2 separate regions of the Homo sapiens genome follow, and region 2 is linked to region 1. A link is a contact called in ENCODE Hi-C or POLR2A ChIA-PET data. All regions are on one chromosome and are shown on one strand. Each heading gives the region's core, a stretch centred on a gene start or an enhancer-like site at or near the end of the contact. The rest is flanking DNA. Distances are from core to core; before and after follow the strand shown.

Region 1 (4,394 bases), core at 1,155-3,654:
AGACAGCGTCTTGCTCTGTCACCAGGCTGGAGTGCAGTGGTGCAATCTCCACACACTGCAACCTCTGCCTCCTGGGTTCAAGCAAGTCTCCTGCTTCAGCCTCCCAAGTAGCTGGGACTACAGGTGCCCGCCACCATGCCTGGCTAATTTTTGTATTTTTAGTAGAGACGGGGGTTTCACCATGTTGGCAAGGTTGGTCTGGAACTCCTGACTTCAGGTGATCTACCCCCTTGGCCTCCCAAAGTGCTGGGATTACAGGCGTGAGCCACCACACCCAGCTGAGAGCACCTTTTTTTCTAATGAGGTGACTCTTGGTGGGCTCCTGATGGGGGCTGATCACCAGCAAGACTCAGTCAATATTAGAAGCATGGAACCTGTAGCCCCATCCCACTCCACATCTTTCCGGAAGAAGAGGGAACTGGAGCTGGAATTACTAATCTATCCTACTTATGCGCTGAAGTCTCCATAAAAGTCCCTAAAGTATGGGGGTGGGAGAGGTTCCTTGTAGCGTCCAGCCCTACAGGGCCTTGTGGGTTTTCTCTTCGTGTGTGGAGATGAGAGATTGTAGAAAGAAAGACATGAAACTAAGAGAGAGTATGAAAGACAGCTGGGCCCAGGGGGCCACTACCACCAGTGCATGGAGTCCATTAGTGGCCTCGAATGCCTGGACTGCTGCTATTTATTGTATACAAGGCAAGGGGGCAGGGTAAGGAGTGTGAGTCATCTCAAATGATTAATAAGGTCAAGCAAGTCACGTGTCCATGTGACAGGGGGCCTTTCCCTTTTTGGTAGACGAAGCAGAGAGGGAAGACAGCATACGGTCAGCATTTTTTCTATGTACTTATCAGAGAGATCAAAGACTTTAATATTTTCACTATTTCTGCTACTGCTATCTCCCAGGAACTTAAAAGAGGAACCAGGTGTACAGGCGGAACATGAAAGTGGACAAGGATCATGACCACTGAAGCACAGTACCACAGGGAGATGTTTAAGCCTCCGGATGACTGTGGGCAGGCCTGGCTAATGTCCGGCCTCCCACAAGAGGCTGGTGAGGCAGAGTGTTCTCTAACTCCCCCAAGGAAGGGGAAACTCCCTTTCCCGGTCTGCTAAGTAACGGGTGCCTTCCCAGGCACTGGTGCTACCACTAGACCAAGGCGTCCTTAAGCCCTTATCTGGGCGTGGCGGAGGACTTTCACTCTTGTCTTCTGGTCACATCTCACCATGTCCCTTCAGCTCCTGACTCTGTATCGCCTGGTTTTTCCTCAGTTATAATAATAAAACAGAGATTAATACTAAAACTAATAATTGATAATATCCATATATAATCATCTCTATATCCTATTGCTAGTATAACTTTTCTTATTCTAAGTATTTTCTTTATTATATTGAAACAGTATGTGCCTTCAATCTCTTGCCTCAGCACCTGGGTGGCTCTCTGCCCACAGTTCCGGGCGGGGAAGCACCCCAACTCCATGGAGACGCCCAACCTGGAAGCTCCCCCAAACCCATCCTTTGCTCCCGTGCTCGGGAGGCGTTCAGATGTTGCCCTTTGCACCTCTTTATCTGACAGGTTTTATTTAATTATATGATAAACTGATAAATGTGTTTTCCTTAGTTCTGTGAGGCATTGTAGCAAATTTCTGAGCCTAAGGAGGGAGTCATGGGAACCCCCATTACTAGCAAGTCAGAAGCTCGGGTGAGACCACGTGGACTTGTGATTGGCATCTCCCAAGGGGCAGCCTCGTGGGACTGAGCCTTTCACCTGTGGGATCCGATGCTATCTCCAGGTAGATAATGTCAGAGTTGGATTGAATTGTGGGACACCCAGCTTGGGTAGGAGAATTTGTCAGCGTGGGAAAAACCCCACACACCTGGTCACAGAAGTGTTGAGTGTGAGCCTGAGAAAAACAGGTGTTTTTTTCTAGATAAGATCCATGGAAGGGGAACACAATTTTTTTTTTTTTTTGAGACAGCTCTCTGTCGCCTAGGCTGGAGTGCAGTGGCGCGATCTCGACTCACTGCAAGCTCCGCCTCTCGGGTTCACGCCATTCTCCTGCCCCAGCCTCCCTCCTCCCGAGTAGCGGGGACTACAGGCGCCCACCACCACGCCCGGCTAATTTTTTGTATTTTTAGTAGAGACGGGCTTTCACCGTGTTAGCCAGGATGGTCTCGATCTCCTGACCCTGTGATCCTCCCGCCTCGGCCTCCCAAAGTGCTGGGATTACAGGCGTGAGCCACCGCGCCCGGCCAGGGAGCCTTTAATGAGTTTAAAAGTTGTTGCATTCTTTCCTTTGCTAAATTTGGTTTCACGGGGAACACATTTCCTGGCCCCTGGGATTTGGGTGTGTATCCTGGTCTGTGACGCAGGCCAGGGGCTGGCATGTGACGCGAACCGGGGGCCACTTCCCGAAGCAGGTCAGCGAGAGGCACTCTGGAGCTGTTGCCCAGCCACTAGTGACGTCATGGGCTTTCAGTCATTCCTATTGGGTGCTCTTAGTGCTCTATCCTCAAACTCCGCAACCGGCCCTTGGAAAAGACTCTGAACTGAGGCTTCTGGAAAAAAGAATCCGAGCTTCCACGTCATTTCAGAAATACCCCCCTCACCTTATTTATTTATTTATTTATTTATTTATTTATTTATTTATTTATTTATTTATTTATTGAAACAAGGTCTGACTCTGTCGCCCAGGATGGAGGGCAGTGGCGCGATCTCTGCTCACTGCAACCTGGAACTCCTGGACTCAAGCGATCCCCCACCTCAGCCTCCCGAGTATCTGGGATTACAGGTACTCGCTACCACGCTCAGCTAATTTTTAAATTTTTTGTAGAAATGGGGTTTTGCCATGTTGCCCAGGCTGGTCTCGAGCTTCTGAGCTCAAGCGATCTGCCCGCCTCGTTCTCCCAAAGGGCTAGGATTACAGGCGTGAGCCACCGCGCCTGGCCCCCAAATTCTTTTATGTTTATAAATTTAAACTGTACGCCGGGCGTGGTGGCTCACGCCTGTAATCCTAGCACTTTGGGAGTCCAAGGCAGGTGGATCACCTGAGGTCAGGAGTTCAAGACCAGCTGACCAACATGGTGAAACCCTGTCTCTACTAAAAAATACAAAAAATTAGCTGGGCGTGGTGGCACACGCCTGGAATCCCAGCTACTCGGGAGGCTGAGGCAGGAGAATGGCATGAACCCAGGAGGCGGAGGTTGCAGTGAGCCAAGATCGCACCACTGCACTCCAGCCTGGGCGACAGAGCGAGACTCCGTCTCAAAATAATAATAATAATCATCATCATCATCATCGTCATCATCATCGTCATCATCAGCCAAGGGAAAACGTGGATGGGGCAGAGTCCAGGAGACACCAGGCGTGAGCTTTCAGATGTCCTCCCCCAGTGGAGTTCTAGACAGTGCTCAATTCTCCCGGTAATGACGTGTGCCAAAACGCATGCAGTATTGCCAACCAGGGAGTCTCACCCCAGATCTTAGGATGAAAAAAAAATTTTTTTTTTTTTTTTGAGTCTTGCTTTGTCACCCAGGCTGAAATGCAGTGTCATGATTTCGGCTCACTGCAGACTCAACCTCCCAGGTTCAAGCTATTCTCATGCCTCACGAGTAGCTGGGATTACAAGGGTACGCCATCACACCTGGCTAATTTTTTAATTTTTATTTATTTATGTATTTATTTATTTTTGAGACGAAGTCTTACTCTGTCACCCAGGCTGGAGTGCAGCGGCGTGATCTCGGCTCATTGCAGCTTCCGCCTCCTGGGTTCAAGTGATTCTCCTGCTCCAGCCTCCCAAGTAGCTGCAACTACAGGCGCCCGCCACTCTGCCTGGCTAATTTTTGGTTTTTGTTTTTTGTTTTTTTTGAGACGGAGTCTCGCCCTGTTGCCCAGGCTGGAGAGCAATGGCGCAGTCTCGGCTCACTGCAACCTCTGCCTCCTGGGTTCAAGCGATTCTCCTGCCTCAGCCTCCTGGGTAGCTGGGATTATAGGCACCTGCCACCATGCCGGGCTACTTTTTGTATTTTTAGTAGAGATGGGGTTTCATGATGTTGGCCAGGCTGTTCTCAAACTCTTGGACCTTGTGATCCGCCTGCCTCGGCCTCCCAAAGTTCTAGGATTACAGGCGTGAGCCACCACCATGCTGGGCCTAATTTTTGTATTTTTAGTAGAGACGGGGTTTTGCCATGTTGCCCAGGCTAGTCCCGAACTCCTGGGCTCAAGGAATCTGCCCGCCTCGGCCTCTCAAAGTGCTGGGATTACATTCGTGAGGCACCGTGCGCAGTCCGGGGGACAAAATTTTAAACAAGTGTTGGTCATGTAAGCATGGCAGACTGCACGTGTGACTGACCTCAGATACTCCAGCTGCCTCCTCCTGAGGGGTGGACTAGAACAGGGA
Region 2 (4,298 bases), core at 1,048-3,547, 350 kb after region 1:
TGGAGGCGCAGGCTCCTGGGGTCTGAGAGACGAAAGGGACTGGGTCTTAGACTCCTGTGACCTGAGGGAGGCGGGAGCTAGTTCTTGGACTTCTGGGTCGTGAAGAGGGTGAAGAAGTGACAAGCATGGTCCTGGCCATACTGGTATTTTTTTTGTTTTTTTTTGTTTGTTTGTTTGTTTTGTTTTTTTTTGAGACTGGGTCTCTCTATATCGCCAAGCTGGAGTGCAGTGGCACGATCTTGGCTCACCGCAACCTCTGCCTCCCGGGTTCAAGCGATTCTCCTGCCTCAGCCTCCCGAGTAGCTGGGACTACAGGTGCGTGCCACCACGCAAGCTAATTTTTGTATTTTTAGTAGAGATGGGGTTTCACCATGTTGGCCAGGCTGGGCTCAATCTCTTGACCTCGTGATCCAACAGCCTCAGCCTCCCAAAGTGCTGGGATTACATGAGTGGGCCACCTTGCCCGGCCGTTACTGTGTTTTTTTTTTGAAATGGAATCTCACACTGTTGCCCAGGCTGGAGTTCAGTGGTGCTATCTCGGCTCACTCTAACCTCCACCTCCCGGGTTCAAGCGATTCTTGTGCCTCAGCCTCCCCAGTGGCTGGGACTACAGGTGCATGCCACCATGCCCGGCTAATTTTTTTTGTATTTTTAGTAGAGACGGGGGTCACCATGTTGCACAGCCTGGTCTTGAACTCCTGACCTCAAGTGATCTGCCCATCTCGGCCTCCCAAAGTGCTGGGATTACAGGCATGAGCCACTGCGCCCAGTCCTGGCCTTGCTTTTTTTTTTTTTTTTTTTTCTTTTCCCGAATGGAGTAGGTCTTTAGATTCTTAGGGAGCCGGGGTCCAGATTTCTGGGAAATTGAAGGAGGCAGGAGTTGGGCTGGCTAGTAGGTGAGACCAACCCTGTGACATTATACAGGTAACCACATCCTAGTGACCTAATCCTGGGTCCCTTGGCCCTGTGGCCTTCTTAAGGCATGGTTCTGGTCTGGGCCTCAGTTTTCCTACCCATGCAGTGGGTTGAGGGGGATTCTCAGTAGAGCCAGAATAGGTAGACACTGATTTTCTCCACATTCACTCATACGATACCAGGGTCGGCCAGCTTTGGTTCCTTTGAGTGGGCTAGGCTTAGGTTTGCTGCCACTGTCTGTTGGAGTCTGACCTCAGTTTTCCCAAATCCTCTCACCCAGGTAGCCAGGACTGTTTTCCTAAGAGCAATGGCACAGGCACAGTGGCATACTTTGGGATGCTGAGGCAGGAGGATCCCTTGAGTCCAGGAGTGAGACCTCATCTCCACAAAAAAAAAAAAAAAAAAAAAGGTCAGGCGCGGTGGCTCACGTCTGTAATCCCAGCACTTTGGGAGGCCGAGGCGGGCAGATCACGAGGTCAGGAGTTCGAGACCAGCCTGGCCAACATGGTGAAACCTTGTCTCTACTAAAAATACAAAAATTAGCTGGGCATGGTGGCGGGTTCCTGTAATCCCAGCTACTCGGGAGGCTGAGGGAGGAGAATTGCTTGAACCGGGACCCGGGAGGTGGAGGCTGCAGTGAGCCGAGATCGCATCACTGCACTCCAGCCTGGGTGACAGATCACTCCAGCTAAAAAAAAAAAAAAAAAAAAAAAAGAAAGTAGGGAAAGGAAAAGAAAAGAAAAGAAAAGAAAAAAATTAGCCAGGTATGCTGGTGTGTGCCTGTAGTCGCAGCTACTCAGGAGGCTGAGTTGGGAGGACTGCTCGAGTCTGGGTCGTTCAGGCTGCAGTGGGCCGTGATCGCGCCACTGAACTCCAGCCTGGGTGACAGAGTGAGACCCTGTTAAAAAAAAATAATAATAATAATAGGCCTCAGTTTCCCCTGGCAGCACCTGGTGGCCAATCTTTGGTTTCCCCGGTGGAGTGACAGGGTGGCGGTGCCTGTTTCCCTGTGTCATGATCACAGTGCCTGGGCCTCAGTTTCTTCTGTGCAGTGCTTGGTTTGCCCCCAACTATTTCCCCTACGTGGTATCCGAGTGGCTGTGCCTCAGTTTCTCTGTTGTGCCTTGACAAGGCCGGTCTGTTCCTTGCCCTCCCCGCCCCGCAGGCCCGCACCGCCGCCATGATGTGCGAGGTGATGCCCACCATCAGCGAGGATGGCCGGCGGGGCTCGGCGCTGGGCCCGGACGAGGCGGGCGGGGAGCTGGAGCGCCTCATGGTCACGATGCTCACGGAGCGCGAGCGCCTGCTGGAGACGCTGCGCGAGGCACAGGACGGGTTGGCTACAGCGCAGCTGCGGCTGCGCGAGCTCGGCCACGAGAAGGACTCGCTGCAGCGCCAGCTCAGCATCGCGCTGCCCCAGGTCTGGGCGGGACAGGGGCGGGGCATGAGGGGGCGGGGCCTCGGGGGGAAGAAGGCGGTCCGGAAGGGGCCGGGCTTGGCGCCTGGAAGGGAGGAGTCTGGGCGAGGCTTGCCGTTAATGGGCGGGGCCTGAGTGGCAAGGGACAGCGGGACTTAGCAGGGAGGGCGGGACCTTCAAACTTCCAGTCCCAGTGAATGAAGGAGACAGGGAAAGGATTGAGCCGAATGTCCAGATCCTGCCAATGTCTGGACAGGAGTTTGCAGCTCTGACGAAGGAGCTGAACTTATGTCGGGAGCAGCTGCTGGAGAGGGAGGAAGAGATTGCAGAGCTGAAGGCGGAACGGAACAACACGCGGGTGAGGGGTGTTGAGGGCGGGGCCTAAGTGGGGGCGGGGCCTCGTGGTGTTGAAGTGGGGGGCGGGGCCTCTCAGTGTTGCAGCGTGACCTATTTTTTTCCCCCATCTCGCCTTTCTGTCTTCTCCTCTTCCCTGCTCCCACTTCCTGGCTGGTCTCCCACTCTGGTGCCACTCCTTCCTCCCTGTCTCCATAACTTTTCTCTTTTCTGTACCACCGGTTCCTTGACCCCGACCTCCTCTCTTTTCCTGACCTGTCTCGGTGCTCCTTTATATGGCTCCATCTTTTCCTCCATGTGTCCGCCCTACCTGTCACCCTTTTTCTCACATCTGCCCCTTTTCCCTTGCCTCTTTTCCTTGACCCCATGCCGTGTGCTTGCAGCTGCTCCTGGAACACCTGGAGTGCCTGGTGTCCAGGCACGAGAGGTCACTGCGCATGACCGTGGTGAAGCGCCAGGCCCAGTCCCCGGGTGGGGTCTCCTCGGAGGTAGAAGTGCTCAAAGCTCTAAAGTCTCTCTTCGAGCACCACAAGGCCCTGGATGAGAAGGTATGAGAATTAGAAGAGCAGGGGTGGAGAATGGAAACCTATAGTTGACTGGGGCTGTTCTGAGTGGGAGAGATTCTGGCCGTGATTGGTTGGGGATGTTCTGAGTTGGAAGAATGTTGACTGTGATTGATTGGGACAGGATACATAGACTGGGACCTGACTGGTTGATAGCAGAAAAATAAACCAGGATGGGGGCTAACAGTGGATGGGGCAGATTGGATAGCTGGTTGCGGCTGCATACCCGTTATGGAGACAGGAGCCCCAACGCTGCCCTATCGGATCCGTCCCAGGGGTGTTCTGGACCAGGGGCAACTGTCCTAAACTGGATCTTGTCTCCAGCTGACTGTTGCCCTGCCCCGATCCCCAGGTCCGGGAGCGGCTGCGGATGGCGCTGGAGCGCGTGGCAGTGCTCGAGGAGGAGCTGGAACTGAGCAATCAGGAGGTGTGGGTGTGGCCAAGACAGGGAATTTGAATCCAAGGGGAGGGGCTAAGGGGCTGCCCACGGGGCGGAGCCGGTTGGGTGGGTTCCAGAGAGAATCTATTGGGGCAGGACTAGGGCAGACAAGCTATGGGGTTGGACTATGGAGAGAAACCAGTGGGGTTCCTAAGTGGGCACGCATTGCGCAGGGCTACGGGGAGAATCTCCCAGTGAGAGTGAGATTAAGGGTAGAACCAGGGGCTGGGGCTCAGGCTGGGACTAAGGAGGAAGTGATTGAATGGGGAAAAGCGGGGCTAAAGCGGAAACTTTGTCCAGGAGGCTAAGGGGAAGAGTAAGGGTAGACGCCCTCCGTGGTGGCAGCTAAGGAGGGATATAAGGAGGGAGGGAGCCTAAGGGTAAACCGTGGGGTAGGCATGGCCCCAGCACGACCGGAGGCATCTCATATGGGGCCGCCTATCCCCTTAGAGGGCCAATGCCAGTGAGAACTAGAGCTGGGGGTTCAGGGAGCCCCTGTGCTCTGATTCCCCTTTCACACTTCCAGACTCTGAACCTTCGAGAACAGCTGTCTAGGCGGCGGTCAGGGCTGGAAGAGCCGGGCAAGGATGGGGATGGGCAGGTGAGACAT

What was found. Hi-C counts contacts between places; a loop is a spot of excess contacts on that map. ChIA-PET counts read pairs that join two places held with the same protein, here RNA polymerase II (POLR2A). Pooled maps may share reads with other maps.
Region 2: a pooled map shows a loop between it and region 1 (2.3-fold over the local background). The contact joins two enhancer-like sites. A Hi-C loop is called at or near these places in 7 of 50 pooled maps. POLR2A ChIA-PET finds 5 or more read pairs at or near these places in 6 of 52 experiments (GM12878, HCT116, WTC11 and 2 more).

What each region holds. Positions count from the first base shown.
Region 1 is chr19:48,780,172-48,784,565 of GRCh38, forward strand. No RefSeq gene overlaps it. Among named protein-coding and RNA genes, the nearest start is that of FGF21, 27 kb to the left of the region's middle. RefSeq lists a cis regulatory region at 617-1,257. Within about 2 kb of position 2,405, at least 18 of the 41 ENCODE cell types and tissues checked have a DNase peak (open chromatin) inside an H3K27ac peak, as active enhancers do.
Region 2 is chr19:49,125,779-49,130,076 of GRCh38, forward strand. PPFIA3 (PPFI scaffold protein A3) reads left to right here. Exons shown (of 30, transcript NM_003660.4): 2 at 2,081-2,335; 3 at 2,589-2,690; 4 at 3,070-3,234; 5 at 3,602-3,676; 6 at 4,215-4,289. The coding sequence starts at 2,096. Among named protein-coding and RNA genes, the nearest start is that of PPFIA3, 8.4 kb to the left of the region's middle. RefSeq lists a silencer at 2,095-2,494. Within about 2 kb of position 2,298, at least 9 of the 41 ENCODE cell types and tissues checked have a DNase peak (open chromatin) inside an H3K27ac peak, as active enhancers do.